Regions from separate parts of the Homo sapiens genome. Here region 1 is linked to region 2. A link is a loop called in an ENCODE intact Hi-C map of the cell type or tissue named here. Cell type or tissue: B cell. All regions are shown on one strand.

Evidence for each region. A loop is a pair of places that touch in the nucleus more often than their neighbours do. Peaks named below come from ENCODE experiments on the same cell type or tissue, not always from the same donor. Only the 100,000 strongest peaks of a DNase experiment are listed, where the experiment ranks them.
Region 1: a loop joins it to region 2, with 5 times the contacts of the local background. A loop is called at or near these places in 2 of 110 quality-filtered maps.

What each region holds. Positions count from the first base shown.
Region 1 is chr2:177,145,295-177,153,294 of GRCh38, forward strand. The region is part of intron 1 of LOC105373760 (a long non-coding RNA gene); the gene reads right to left. Among named protein-coding and RNA genes, the nearest start is that of MIR4444-1, 63 kb to the right of the region's middle. RefSeq lists an enhancer at 3,081-3,804. In B cell, CTCF peaks have their summits at 2,037, 2,237, 3,806 (motif pointing left) and 4,006; DNase peaks (open chromatin) are centred at 2,017, 2,887 and 3,777; H3K4me3 peaks cover 1,642 bases; H3K27me3 peaks cover 798 bases.
Region 2 is chr2:177,549,619-177,557,618 of GRCh38, forward strand. It overlaps IFT70B (intraflagellar transport 70B), which reads right to left and starts at 3,178. Exons shown (of 1, transcript NM_152517.3): 1 at 1-3,178. The coding sequence starts at 3,145. The coding sequence ends at 1,148. RefSeq lists enhancers at 2,178-2,982, 2,983-3,786, 3,155-3,444. In B cell, no CTCF peak of the experiment used is centred here; a DNase peak (open chromatin) is centred at 3,253; H3K4me3 peaks cover 1,806 bases; H3K27ac peaks cover 1,510 bases.

The DNA.
Region 1 (8,000 bases), 400 kb before region 2:
CTACTAATCCAACAGAAATCTGTCTGGGAGAAGGGGAGTGAGGAAAGGTGTCGGTTTGTTAGCATGTAGAGCAAGCAGCCTACTAAAGACTAAATTATTGCTTTCCATCACAAAGACACTTACCCATCCTCAAGTTGACCACCATCTTGTTCTCTGTGAAAGACCTGGCTGGTAGATTGGGCCGCCTCACTAGCATCAAATAAATATTCCTTACCAGCCACAAAGGGAAAATATATTGAGCCAGATTAGTAACATTCTAATAGAAAATGTGGCATTTTGAATGAGGAAAACTACTTCAGTGAAAAAATTTGGTAAGATGCCCACAATGAGCAAAGAACCTTAAAATGCAAGAGATTCTCCAGTGGAAAATGGCCTAATCTTTATGAACTAACTGCTACACAAAAGGCAAAAAGTCAACACAAAAATTGACATTTAAAAAATCTATTCGCCAATAATATTTTGCAAAGATATTATACACACACGCACGCACACACACACACACACACACACACACAGTAAAGGAAATATAACTGATGAATGATGCTGAACTACTTTTGTAGCTGTTTAACAGTTACAATCTTGGGGTCTATGTATGCACAAAAACACCAAGTAACCAAATGATTCAGTTAGACATTAAGCAAAGAAAGTCAGTGAAACTTGCTGTATGATCTGAACAACTATTTGGGCACCCAGGCAAAGAGGTAAATTCACCACTTATATATAAATGAAAAAGACAGGGTCAGTAATATGCTTGTTGTGATGCAGATTAGGGAAGGGTAAAAAATGTCTTAAATGAACACTTCAATTCTGGTATATGATTACAAAACTAAAATCCCTGCAGTATACACAAATACAATTGCCTAACTTCAAAGTCCCAGGAAGCACCCACAAGGAAAAAACACACTCTGATTTTAATGTCTTCCTGATCCCCTCAAATGGCCTAATATGTATAATATTGAAAGTCAATTCTGTAGCTTCTCAAGGGTTAAATTCTTTGTTGCAAATAACTCTAAAAAAGTATCCCAGTAAGAATCAGGCTTAGACTAGTTCAGCAAGAGGAACCGTTCCATAATGAGGCTTGGCCTGGACCAGTCCCAGGAGAATTAATTTTGTGCCGTAGAACACCTAGATAAATTAGTTTTGCTTTAAATATCGAGTCCTAAAAGAGTTAAAAGAGGGAGAATATCAATCAATAATTTTTAGATTAACTACTTTGTATATGACAAAACAAAATTAACTTTGGCATTATAACCACTTTCTCTCGCATTTCTGATAAGCCCCAAGTTTAAAATAAGTAATTAGAGATTTAAAAACCAACCGAATATGTGCATTTGTTTCTTGTTACAAAATACTAATTCACTGCCTAGTTTGTAAAAAAAAAAAAATTACTCATACATTTTGCAAAATTACAAATATTGTTATTTTTATTAAAATAATCACACCTGAGAAGAATTCAGAAAATATGTAGACAAATTCCTGTAGGGTTTTTTTCATGGAATTGCTAAAGGAATTAAGCTTTAAAATTAAGTGAAAAATAATATTTCAGTTAACAAAGTTAGGTTCTTGAAATTATATTTTCATTGATTAATTCCTTCCAATGTCTACCCATTACTTCTCTTTTATAAAATTTATTTGTATTGAAACATTTGTGCAGAATTAAAATCATACCTACAAATGATAACAAATTTAACCTAAAACTCCCTTGTGTTTTAAAGGCTTTTTCTGGTTAAATGCCTACCAGAAAGGCAAATACAAAATTCATTTCCATAAGAGATGAAATCAGGCTTTTAACCTAGCCAATTGCCCATATAAACAATCTTCAATATTATTTGGTCATCATTTGGTAATTAAAATGGAAAATCACAACCATGCTGAATTTACTCCAGGTGCCAAAAAAGTTATTTAGCAGATAACTAGAGATAGAGAAAATGTCTCTTTAACAGATTCTTTTAAGAATACATCTACAAGAAGCATCTGGCTTTCAAACAGTCATAAAAACGAGAAGCAGTTGAACAGTGGCACCCAGAGGTGAAAAGTATATTGCTTCTAGAGATTTATATTGTTAACTACAATGTTTTTTAGTCATCCTTTTTTTCACTTCCAGATTTGTTTCTAGTATCATACCAGAAATCATTTTTTCTTTGTTGCATATTGAAATACCATATTTTAATAAATAGAAATAAATGTTTCGTTTTAGAAAAAGTACTTTCTTTATTAAATTGCATGCCAATTTCCCTCCTTCAAAACAATAAACCAACTGAACACCAGGCAAAATACCTTCCATAGTTGAATATCATGTTCACTCATCTACTTCTAGCCTACCAAAATTATTAGCAAAGATATTTTTAAGAAATACCTCTGTGACTACTACACAATTTCCATATACTCCAAGCTACATTTGTGCTAAAGATGTTTTTGTTGGACCATCGCGTATCCCTGAAGAGATAAACCTGGGGAGATTTTTAGAATTCCATACTGAACCCCCTCCCATTATTATGATAGCAGAGGATGGAAATGGGAATAAGAATGCTGGACAAAAGAAAAGGGAATAAAAATACTTTTTTTTTAATTCCACAGGAAGTTTAAAAATAACAAAATCTATTTTGACCAAAATCAAAACGCGCCTGCCGATTTTAATTAAAGCAGCTCTATACCTTTGAACCAGCCAACAAGCAGCTGCAGTAAGCATTTGGCTGGCTCTGAGTTCCTAAGCTAAACTGCAGAAAAACGCCTCCTCCTGGATCTAATCACCTTCGGGCGCCTCAAATAAACCTTAGCGTGTGGGGCCAGCACAGGTCAGTTTTTTAAGAGCCTCCGTAGAACAGGGTCTTATTTTTGTTCCTGAGCTGAAATGCACACATGCACTTAGCAGAGAAGGTTTGCCTAATCTATCACCGGTTTTCGTCTGTTTCTGGGTTTCCATTACCTTTTGTCAGACGTTTTCTCCAAGATCCTCGCTGCTTTCTTTTTAATCACCTAAGAAGCAACATTGATGTGACAAGCTCCAGAAAAAGGCTCGTCCTTTCTTATCTGCATCTTCAGCCTAATGATGAGGAATGGGTTCCATAAACTTGAAAAAGGCAGGAAAATGCTGCCAAAGTCATTATCCACTACTTTAAATTGGAAAGAAAAAAGCTGTCCCTTTTTAGAAGAATGGTAATAACGTATAAAATAATTGTACAAAGCCTACAGCGTTTCATATAAGAAAGGAAATTGCCCAATGCAATTTAAAAGAAAAACAAAATACCTTCATTTCCCGCTATCTGAAATCTACATCAGAATGTACCCTCGATTTTGCATATGAAGCAGAGTGCTCAATTGCCTGCCAGAAATGAGAGCGAATTATGCCTGCACTCAAGTTAATATTGAAATAATCTCCCTCTTTTTGATACCTTCCTCTCGTCCCTTTTTCCCCTTCCGTACATTGCAGTGTCATTGCCTAAATCAATCTTTGGGCATTAAAGGTAGCTTCTGGGGAGCTTCTCAGTCGCCAGCCTGCTACTTGTCGGGGGCATCGGCTATGAACTGCAGCTGGATGGATGCCTGTCTGCCTGCTCGTCTTTAAGTCTCACGAAGCAAAACCGCAGGCTTTCTCGTACTCAAAACCACACCATCATTGTCCATATTCGGGTATTTCATTACAGTAACAGTTTGAAGGACACCAGGCTTACAGCCTTTTGGAGCAGACGGTAGGGAAGCTGCTCCACATGGATCATATTGATCTCTCCAACCACTCCTCGAACATCCACAGCTGTTCCAAGATTTGCGCCCAGCGGAGACGAGACGCGGCAGTAGACCTGGGCGCCACCTAGTGGATTCTATTGACCTGGGGGAGTCGTCAACGCGTGGTGAGGTATATAAGCTTCAGGGAACAATCCCTACAGCCAACCTAGAAAATACTAACTATAGTCGAAGCAATAGGGAAGGAGTCTTATCTTTAAAAAAAAAAAAAAAAAAGTAACAAGAAGATGACAAAAGAAGCAAATGATTCAAATGACTGACAGGAATTTCAAGAGTGGTTTTTCAATATAAATTTCAAATCTCTGAAATGTCAAAGTGCTTTATTATTTATATCTTTATTAAGAAAAGGAAAATATAGAAAGTTTATTTTGCCAAAATATTACCACTTTTCTTTAATCTGCCAGATTGGTCACATTTTGCCTTAATAAGTTTATAATTCAGTAAGCCAATCCAAATGGAACTGAATTTTTATTTTTCCTACCATCTAATAAATATGAGTCTTAAGAAAAGCTGTTTATAAAATATTCCACCAATTATGTCTCCCTTCTTCACCCATTCCATTCACAGTTTCCATTCCTATTATCCCCCAAAAGAGGTCGTACTCATTTTTCCTTCTATTCTTTACATGCACACATTTTCTGGAAGAAAGAACTTCAATTTTCTTCGTGGCAAAGTTGTGGCTATTACCTCGTTTGAGATCAAATTCAAAATACAATTCCTAGAAAGTTGTACCTTCAATTGATCCACATTCTGCAATCACTTCCTACTTTATGTTTTCAAATATATTTTATTTAACATTGCCACTTGATCATAATTTTCTAATTGTCTTACCTCCACAAATTGTACTTTTGTCTGATCCACAACCTCTGCCTCAGAAGAGGAGCCTATTAAATGTTGAATAAATAGCTATAACATAAGCAGATAACTATCTCTGACAAGATTTGTTAATAAATACTCTGGTTATTCTACCCTTTGGATGTGCTAAATATATCAACAACAACTAACATTTATTGAGGTTTTTTACTTGATGGTCACAATGGCCCTATTAAAATAGATACTACTATTATCCTTATTTTATAATTGAGGAAAGCTACTTCTAGAAGGTTAAGAAATTCACCACATTGACATGGGCAGTAAGAAGTGGAACTGAAATTTGAACCTGGTCTTTCTGACTCCAGAGCCTATACCCTGAACTTCTATACTACACTGTGTCTATCTTATATGTTGTTATTAAAATATATGATACACTATGATCTTATTACTGGTTGTATTATATTTTGATGATTCACTTTATAAAAGTAAATATTTCTAGTTTTATCCCCTGCAAAATAAGTTATTTTAGATAGTTGCTAAAATTATTCAAGTTGTTAATATTTTTTACCACGTTTGGTCTTTAAAGAATGAACTTACTATAATCAAAAGATTTGCACAAAGGAAGGAAAAGAAATTACTTTACTGATCAAAGGACCGATGCAGGAAAATATGCAAGCTGACTGCATTTCGCTAAGATTGCAACAATGAAGTGGAAGAGCTAGGGGAAATGGGAGATCTGGTAATAACTGTTTCTTTGTTTTTTCAGTTCACCTGACCTATTTAAACATTTTAATTTAGAAATGCTCCTCAGACTTCTCAGGTTTGGTCTCATGAGTAAGCAAATCAGGAACCCACAGGAACCACTTGTCAGGTTTCATTTCAAGGGAATTGGAAAGGGATCCTGACCTCCTAAAATATTTAAAGATGTTTAAAATCACATTCTTAGACCTTCTTGAACAGAAAAATGAACTTTTAAAAAAAGAGACAACATCGGTCACAATTGTTCAACACTAGAAATAACCCACAAGTCCCTAAAGAATAAAATAGCATGGCAAATAACATGGTAAATTCACGTAAGGAAATATTATTCAGCATTGAAAATGAATGCACTAATGCCACACTCAACATGGATGAATCGCAAAATACAATTTTGAGCAAAAGCAGCAAGACACAGAAGAATACAAATGATTCCACTTACATAAAGTGCCAAAACTGGTTCTGTATTTCACAATAAAAATGCAAAAGAAGTACATCCAATGGTCATTTCAAAATGCATCCAGAAAAAAAACATAATAAGCTGTGCCCATCATTTATGTTTTGGTGAAAATAAGTCTATCAGCTCCATGATTGCAGTCTTGAGAGGGAAGGAGAGAAGAGCAAAGCATGAAGACTGTAAATTCTAGAAGAGAGTAGTGGTGAGACTGTGAGCTCTGGAATCACACTGACCTGGATTTGAACTAGAGCCCTGCCATTTAATGACTGTGGATCTTGGGCTGGGGTATAAATCTCTCAAGCTCTTTGTTCCCCACCTAGAAAATAAAGATCACAGTGGGCCCAACATCATAGGGTCATTTTGAGGCTTACAGCACGCACTAGTTTTCACTAATTGTCCAATAAGTGTTTTTTTTCTTTCCCGAGATTGGAAGTAGAGGAGGAAATCAGCACAGGGAGTAGCAAAGGAAAACACTGGGCACTCACTGTGTTTCCTTCCCACTCACCCTTGGGTCACTCCTCCACCCCATGGGCTTCTCTGTGAACCACTAACACTTGCTTCTCTAGCAAGAGTCACCAGAGATCTTGTTATTCAACCCAATGAATATCTTTTCTCTACATCATTTGATACTATTTACTTTTTCTTCCTCCTTGAAACTTTTCTTCTCGTTTTCTTTGATAACCTGGGCTGTCCCCTTCTCACTAAAACCCCCATCATTGCCCACTATCAGGCCCTTGTCACTTTCCTCCTGTCTGCAACAGCCTCCTAACTGGTTTTCTCCAGCATGGCCCCTTTCCAACCCTCTCTCCACACTGCAGCCAGTGCATTTGTCCTAACATGTGGATCTCACCATGCCTCTTCCCCACAGCCTTATAGCAACCTCTATCTTGTTCAGCCATGGAAGATCTAGTCTTTCTATCTGTCTGTCTTCGGGCTCATCAATTACTGCACTAACCTACCCACTCTCATTTGGACCTTCTTGGCTTTCTACCACCTGTTTTCTCTACCTGGAATCTTGACCATATTACCTGCCTCACATAATGAACTTTAAAACTCAGGACAGGTCTCCCTCCCACCCACCATGCACCTCTTTCTACATTATATACCTTCCTTTGTAATCAGTACAATCTATGATCATTCTTGAACCTCTGCACTATTTACCCATGGATGGTCTACATACTCAAAAGACTGCCAACTCTGTAAAGGCAGGCACCTTTCCTACTGATCTTTCTATACCACCACCCAACAGAGTGGCCAACAAAAACCTAGTTAAGTAAATTAATGAATCAAGCAAATAATCAATGCTTACTTCACAGTTTTACAGAACTATCATCGCATCTCCTCTACTATAACTTCCTCATCTACTTCTACAGGAGAAAAGGGGTTATGTATCATATCCTTGTCTCTTAAACTCTGTCTTCTAACATTTATTGGTTATTTATTGCCATCATTATTATATTTTTCCACATCATATTTAACTAATCAAAAATTTTACAGGTATTTTAAACCTCTTGATCTTGTTCAATATGCTGTATGGGTAATTGGATAGCCATGAATCCAAATACTAACTTTACCACTGACTAACTCTGAGACCTTGAGTAAGTCACTCAACTCTGTTTCCGTTTTCCCACCTGTAAAATGAGGGTAAAAATTCCTAACCAACGGCTTTCTTGTGAAGTTAAATGAACTAAAATGAGGTTAATGTACATAAAGCATTTAGCACATTGCCTAGCACAAATAAGAATGCAGAAATAGTATCTACTAGTATTAATGCACAACTAAGTTTTGTTTTGCAGAGCATAATTTGTTAATCATTCATTATAGTGCTCTGTACTTTTCAAAACTAAGGGTCACCTTGGTTTTAAGAGTAAGGCCTCGGCCAGGCGCGGTGGCTCACGCCTGTAATCCCAGCACTTTGGGAGGCCGAGGCGGGTGGATCACCTGAGGTCAGGAGTTCGAGACCAGCCTGGCCAACATGGTGAAACCCCATCTCTACTAAAAACATAAAAAAATTAGCCGGGCATGGTAGTGAGCACCTATAATCCCAGCTACTTGGGAAGCTGAGGCAGGAGAATTGCTTGGGCCCAAGAGATGGAGGTTGCAGTGAGCCAACATGGTCCCACTGCACTCCAGCCTGGGTGATGGAGTGAGAGTCCACCTCAAAAAAAAAAAAAAAAGAGTAAGGCCTCAATAACTATATTCAAGTATGTATTTTTTCCCAAAAGGAAAAACT
Region 2 (8,000 bases):
GGAAGAGAGGAGTGAGGAGTGGGAAATCAAATAGTAAGGCTCTTGTAAGGTTCAGAAAATAAAATGCCTGATCAGAATGCATGTGGTTCCCAGTGGGAACTCCAAATAACTCTTGGGAGTTGCGGACATGAAATGAACATTACAACTTAGAATTGACCTTTTTGGTCAGACCTGGTGGCTGAGATTTTTCCTTATTCAAGAGGCTACAACATGGAAACACTGTACAGCCAGCATATCCTAAATTGCAAACACAAAGGTAGGAATTAAGAACTGAGAACTGGACCCAGTGATTTGTGCCAGTAGTCCCAGCTACTTGGGAAGCTGAAGTGGGAGTATGCTTAAGCCTAGGAGCTGGATACTAGCCTGGGCAACAAACATAACAAAACCTGTGTCTCTTAAACAAACCCCTGAGTTCTCAGGATAGCTCTGTTATTTCTCACAGAGATATTTAAAAAGTTATCATGGAAAATAGTAACAGTGTATCTTGTTCATATATTTAAATTATTAAAGGGAACAAAAGAAAACCAGGGAAATTTGTTCTTTGATAATCGTTCATTGTCTCTACATTATAGCACCATAATTTTGTTAAGGCAACAAAATTTTTTACTGACTTTTGCACGTTAAAACCACTTATAACCTAAGGAATTTTGGTTAGGTAAAGAATTATATCCATATGAATAAACACTGCCAAAATATCCTAAAGTCTATATAAAAAGTATGCATTACAAATTAATGAGTGTAAATTGTGAGACTACTCTCACACAATCCCTGAAATGATTATTTAAAGACTACTCTTAACTATTACTGAGATAGTGCTTGGTCCCTGAATGATGTAATCCTTGTGCAAAGACCCCTCAAGATACGTCAAAGCACAAAAGATAACAGAGGAAAGGAAACAAACGTATTACAACTTCTGATATAAACATTCCTCATAAGTTTGGAATTTTTCATAACTCCTGGGGTAAAAGTTCTTAGAATATGTCACTTTCTGGGAAATTTAACAGCAAAAGTTTTAGCTACTTTTTTTTTTATAATGCATAAGTGTACAAAGTTCAACATGTAACAAATATAAAGATGCCAAAGGGTAAATAAAGCGATGCAAATTTACATAACAAAGCCATTTGATAAATGCCACTATCAGCTATTACTATATATTCCATCCTATAATCTCATAAATCAAAGCTTTTAACTGCCTAGACTCATATGTGACTGTATTCTTTCCAACATGCATTCTTTCTTCTTCCAGGGGTTGTTCAATAACAGCAGGTATGTTTCTGCCATGAAGTTCACAGTGTTCTAGAAACTGGACACATTCTTGAATAACACTATCACGAAGCATGATTGTGTGTTTTGACATGTTTTCTAACAAGGACAGGAAGCATCTTTTGGCATAATACCAGGTGTCTGTTCCCAGCTTTTTGTTGTAAGGTTCCAAGCTTTTGATAACTCGAGAAATACCAAAGTCATAATTTCCTTTGGCACAATAAAGAGTTCCTATCACCAAATTCACAATGCAGAGATGGTACATTTTCTTATCTGGGTCATCATAAGAGAGCTGCTCTTCCTCCTTTTCAATCTTCCTCATCAACTCCTCTGCTTCTTCATTTTGACTTGTCATAATATAGGAAACACAGAGATTAGCCAGTACAATAGCACTGACATTCAGGATGTTATCATAATGCTTCTTGACTATGGGTTCATAGAAACCAATGGCTTCTTTGTATTTGTTTTCCTGCATGAACAGAACATGAGCCACATTCAACTTCCACACATCATGGTCGTTACAGAATTCCACAGATTTGCGGAAGATCTTTTCCACCATTGGATAATTTTCAAGATTCCAGTAGATTTTTGCCTGAGCCATCAACACAGGAATGTATTTCTCCATGGTTTCATCATATTCATTCACTGCCTTTTTGATAGCTTCATCATCTCTATTGTGTCTTGCTTCCTGTACTTGTATGGTAAGTTTCCGGAGGACCTCAGTCAGCATCCCTGCTAGCCCATCAAGCTTAATGAAAGCCTCTTCAGGAGCTGTCTGGCAAGTGATCACAGCGTCCAAGAAGTCATAGAGATAGGGTGTGAGGAACTTATAAATCAAATGGGCATTTTCTGCCAGGACATCTGCTGCCAGGTCAAAATACTCATATTTACAGTAGAGCAGCAACAGGTTGCCAAAAGTCTCTGGAGGAAAGGGATTCTGTTGGAGCAAAAACTGTAGCTTTTCAAACCCTTCTGTAGGCCTGGCATCCATGTTCATTAGTGCCTGGTTGTGTAGGGTCACAGGGTCCAACTCTTCCTCTGCCCTGGGTGGCATGTCAGTGAGGGCTTCTTGAGCTGCCTCATAGTTTCTCAGTTGGTATTCTATAGCTGCCTTAAGGTTGAAGGCTTCCACCAGAGCAGTCTGATGGAGGACTAAGGTGTTGCCAACACTGCGAACATCAATGCCCTCAGTGGTCATGCCCACACCTAGCTCAGGGTGCTGGCGGATGCCACGCTCAATAATCTCAGCGATATGCTTCAGTGCTGAAGCATACTGTCGGCTGCTGTAATAGGCCAAAGCCAGGTTGTAGGAAAGGTCAGGCTGGTAGCCCGAGGCCTGCAGGGCGGCAAAAAACTTGGAGCATGCAGCTTCATACTGTCCCTCCTTGTAGAGCAAACAACCCAGGTTGATCTGGCCATCGGTCTCATTCTCGCCCCCACTTTCCTCTCCCCCTTCCCTACTCGGCAGCTGCTCTACCAGGCTCCTGGACCCTGGCAGATCGCCCTCGCTGTACTTGATAGCAGCTTGCAGGCGGAGGACCCGGCTGTGGTAGGCGGGGTTATCCAGGAGAAGGAAGGCGACCCGGGTGGCCTCCGCATAAAGGCAGGCCTTGTACAGGGCCTGGGCCTGGTACAGGCGGTACTGCTCCAGTTCCGGGTGCAGCTGGCCCAGCTGCTCATAGCACTCGGCCGCCAGCGCGAACTCCTGCAGGCGGTAGTAGCAGTAGCCTAGCAGCGACAGGCCGGCGCGGCTCCTAGGGCTCCGCTGCAGTTCTCCGCCCAGCAGCTGCACCGCCTCGGCGTAGCGTGCATTGCGGATGAGGCGGTACACGACCGCGGTGAACTCCCCGTCGGGGATCTGCGCGCCGCTCAGGCCAGCCATAACCACCACGGCTGTTATGGGTGCGGTTACTATGGCAACAGAGCAACCGGAAGCGGAAGACTGCCGGTTTCCTTGTCGCAAGAAATCTGTTAGGAACAAAAAGGGACCACTCTCGTCAGTCTCTCAATTTCAGCTTGATCTTCAAATACTCTGGACTGCGGAGTGGCGGCATTCAGGAGGGGAAAGACTACTCCGGGCCGTTCAGAGACTGAATCTACTCGTCCCGGCATGCACCGTTCCAGTGGTTCCGCGGCGCGGGTCGTAGCCGCGCTGCATGCTGGGAGACGTAGTCCCGGCTGTACCTACCGAACCGGCGGCCCGTGGGGGTGCAGGGTAACTCTCCTTCCCTGCCTCTTAAAGATGAGGGGCGCTCACTGTGTCTGTTATGGCACCGTGGTCTCTGGCGCGGCGGAGGAAGGTTTCCGGCCCCATGTTCCTGGCGATTTTGAGCCTGGTACACGGTGTGGTCGATAATAATGCTGGCTTTTGGTTTAGTTTCAGTAAAAGAACCGGGATGGCAAAAGGCGAGTTATCTCTTGGAATTACCCTGGAATTAGAGCACGTTCTTTTTTGCACTACCCCGAGGGCACAGTTTGTAAGAACGGAATAGAGCGGCGAGCAGGAATCCTTAATTTGGTGGTTTCCAGAGGTTAATGAGGAAAAAGGACTGTGAATCTTGATTGGTACTGGGAGAGTTTCGGTTTTAGGTCCAAGTATCTCCCGCTCTTTTTTCCCGTAACAACAAATATTACTGAGTATATATTGGCGTTTACCCTTGGCCATCCCCATTGCGCTGGAGTTCCAACTTTCACTACTAGGTAGAAACGTTGGAGAAATGCATGACTTCAGTTTTTTCCAAGAGGGGAAAATCCAAGACATTAAAATGTGCTCCTTTCCCTATGCATTTTTACTCTTCTCTCTTAACTACTAAATTAGTCAGCCAGTGATGTGTGGGTGTGTGAGAGACACACATGCTCAGTTTGTACTTTTCAGCCTTCTAGGGATTTTGGATATTGAACTGATAAATATGGATTTTCTTCTGTTAAAATAAGAAAAGATTGCCTACACTTTAATTTTTTTTCCAGATTCTTAGTTTGAAGATTTCTATGCAGGTTTGCTAGACTGTACAAGATATCATTCTGGGTTTTCTTTCATTCTTTGTTATATATTTGGAATAGATGCTGTAGATTCCATGTTATTATCCTGGGGCTATTTTTGTATAATTTTTTTTCAGTTTATTAGTGGCCATGATGGGGCTGTGAAAAACTAGGGGCTTAATTATTCCATAAAATTATATTTAATCACCAATTTAAAAAATACCCCTAGATAAACTGACCTGGAGACCATAGACTTTAAGGGAGAATAAATACAATTTTTCAATCAAGAATTAGGGACATAGACAAGATAGCAAAATATGAATTTGGCTTATCCCAGTGAGGTACTTGTAAATAGTGTAGTTTTCAAGGTAACAATAATAGTTGTAATTCATTAACATCTATCATATGGTGGCCTGGGACAGAGCATTGTCTTTTGTAGTCTTCCATGATGTCCATTGGCCTCACTACCACCCATGATAAACAGTCCAAGTCAGAGCATGTCTTTGCTATATAATTAAATACTTCAATGCAGGTACCTTACTGCCTCTTCAACAGTATTGCTGTTCATAAATCTTTTCTACATATAAATTTTGGAGCCAACACCAACCATATTGCATCACATTCTATTAGACCACCTATATATATTATTTCTAATCATAATAACCACCCTGTATTCTGCATATTACTGATGAAGAACATGTGAATCAGAAAGATTAGGCAACTTGCCTGAGATGACACAGCTAGATAAGAAGCAGCTGAATCATGAAATTCCAAAGCTAAGTTCAGTAGGTAATAGTCACTGATGAATTAACTCTATCTATCATGTATGGGCCCAGTTATAGGGGAATATTAGTGTCTTGCTTTTTTTATATTGTTATTTTCCTGTTAAAGCAACCAGCCACCTTGGGTTGGCCAGTGGAAATTTGAACTTCTTGGCCTAAGTCGTAACTGTGAGCAAGTATTAGAAAGTGATTAGTTGGGAATGGTCACCTGTTATACCTAAAAAGGAACTTCAGTAGGCATCTGAATGCTATACCATAAAGCAGCTGACTTCACGTACTCCTGTATTCTTCTCTCTTGCTGAGAAGTTTGCCACAGTTCTGTCCTTCTAGATGAGAACAGACAAGAAACCTCCTACTGCATCAATACCAAGAAAGGGACAAAGTGCACTCATTTTAGAGAGGTTGAGTGTAGCTCTGGACCATGCAAGAACACCAGGGAAAGCAGTTGAGGAAGGCTTCTGTAACCCTATTTCAAGGCTTCTTTCTCCCCAATCTCAGCTACAGCCTTATCCAGTTTTCAATCCAGAAGTGTTTGTAGATTGAAAGATGCTGGCTAGTGCTGCTCAATATTCAAGGAGTAGGGGGTGTTCTGCTTACTGCCTGCCTGATTGACACTTGTCCCTTGGAAACAATATGCAAAAGGCTTAATTTAAAAATTCTGGCTCATGCCTGTAATCCCAGAGCTTTGGGAGGCCAAGGTGGAAGGATTGCTTGAGGCCAGGGGTTCAAGACCAGCCTGAGTAACATAGGAAGACCCCATCTCTACCGAAAAAAAAAAAAAAGGCCAAGCGTGGTGGTACGTACCTATAGTCCCTGCTACTCGGGGTGCTGAAGCAGGAGAATTGCTTGAGCCCAAAAGTTTGAGGTTGTGGTGAGCTGTGATCCTACCACTGCACTCCAGCCTGTATAACAGAATGAGACTCTGACTCTAAAAAAAAATAAAATAAAATTCTTATATATTGAGCTGTTACCTTGGGTAATAATAAATTAAGGTAAGAAGACAGAACATGGAAATGAGAAATTGTCTTTCCTATCTTTCAGCTTTATCTCTATTTTGCAGAGTTGTATTTGCATCATGAAAGCATTCACCTTCAAATGGCTTCTTGAAAATGTATGAAAAGTAAAAGGACTATTTTCTTCTCCAAATTTCTGGGATCCCTACAGGAATCAGTTGGGGTTCTCCTCTTTTTGTTGGTACCTGTGAGCGTGGCAGCTGGAGTGGGCAGGAGGGAGGCCATTCTGTGTCTCTTCCTCCTTATTTCACGTGATGCTGCTCCTTAGGCCTGGCTTGAAAAAAGCAGGACATTCGGCTTAGACAGATGGAGGGCAGGGTCATTTTCAAAATGAAATGAATGCAAAGATCACACTGTGAAATTGGCATGACCATCACTGCTGCTGTGATAGACCGACCTTTATTTGGTCTCATATAGGCATATGGAGAGTAGATCAGCTTTTTGGGTGGTAGAGGAGGGGAAGGAGACCCTTTAATTAATGATAGAAACTCTGGAAAGCAATAAACAGGGTGGAATATCATAAAGTATCTTTTTTGTTTACAACAAAATCTTGAAAAGCTGGAACATATATCAAAAAGTAAGTCTATAATACCACTCCCAGCAGTAAGAAAGCATTTGGTGTTTACAATAAAATGATTTAGTGCCTTAGCGAAGGGAATTTAGCTTTCAGGAAATGGTTTAGGACTCGCAGTGGATTTTGCTGAATAAGCAGAGGCATGTTCACCATGTGGAAGAATTCCATTTAGGCAAAATGTGTAGGAGCAAAAAGCATGATGTTTGGTTCCTAACACTTTTGTGTTTCTGCCTGCCAAAATATGAGATGATCAAATTGCATGTATATTCTATTTGGCAGTCTCTTTTAAAACTACTTGGAAGTGATTGTTTCATGATAATAACTACTTCTTGTTGGTAAACATTGTTTATTTATGAGTATTTCAACCACAGCTGTGGTCAGCCATCTTCCTTAATAAAGGAAGACTTTCTGCAAAACCACTTTCTACTTGTTATTTCTGTCTCCCATTCATTCCAGGGCATTTTCTTTAGGCTGTCCAGTTATGGAATTAACTTTTTTCTCTGGTAGTTCCAGCTTTATTAATATTTTAAATAGTAATGTATTTTCTTCTTAAATATGCCTTGCTTTTGATCAAACAGTTTTTATTTCTGGGTTTATGGTATTGCTATGGTTTGGATGTGGTTTGTTGCCACCAAATCTCACAATTTGATTACCAGCATGGTGGTGTTGGGAGATGTTTGGGTCATGGGGCTGGATCCCTCATGAATGGCTTGGTGCTGTTCCCATAGTAGTGAGAGTTATTGCTCTCATGAGACTGGATTAGTTCTCGTGGAAATGGATTAGTTCCCATAATAGTGGGTTGTTATAAGGCAAGTTGCCCTTGGGTTTTGCCCCTTTGCACATGTCCACTTCCTCTTTGACCTTCCACCATGTTATGATGCAGCACAAACAACCCCACTGGAAGCTGAGCAGATGCTGGCACCATGCTTCTTGTACTTCTCAGCCTGCAGAACAATCAACTAAATGAACCTCTTTTCTTTATAAATTACCCAGCCTTGGGTATTTATTCAATTACAGTAACACAAAATGGACCAACACAGAAAATTGGTACCGAAGAGTGGGATTTGCTCTGTGGATACCTGAAAATGTGAAATCTGCTTTGGAATTGTGTAATGGGCAATGGTTGAAAGAATTTGGAGGAGGAGCAGGCTAGAAAGAGACTGTATTGCAGTGAACAGAGCATTAAGGGCAGTTCTGGTGAGGGCTTAGAAAAAGACAAAAAGATGAGGGAAAGTTTGGAACTTTTTTGAGATTGTTTAAGTAATGTGACCAAAATGCTGATAGAAATATGGATAGTAAAAGCCGTGCTGATGAGGTCTCAGATGGAAATGAAGAATACCTTATCGAAAATTGAAGTAAAGCCCATCCTTGTTACACAGTTGCAAAGAA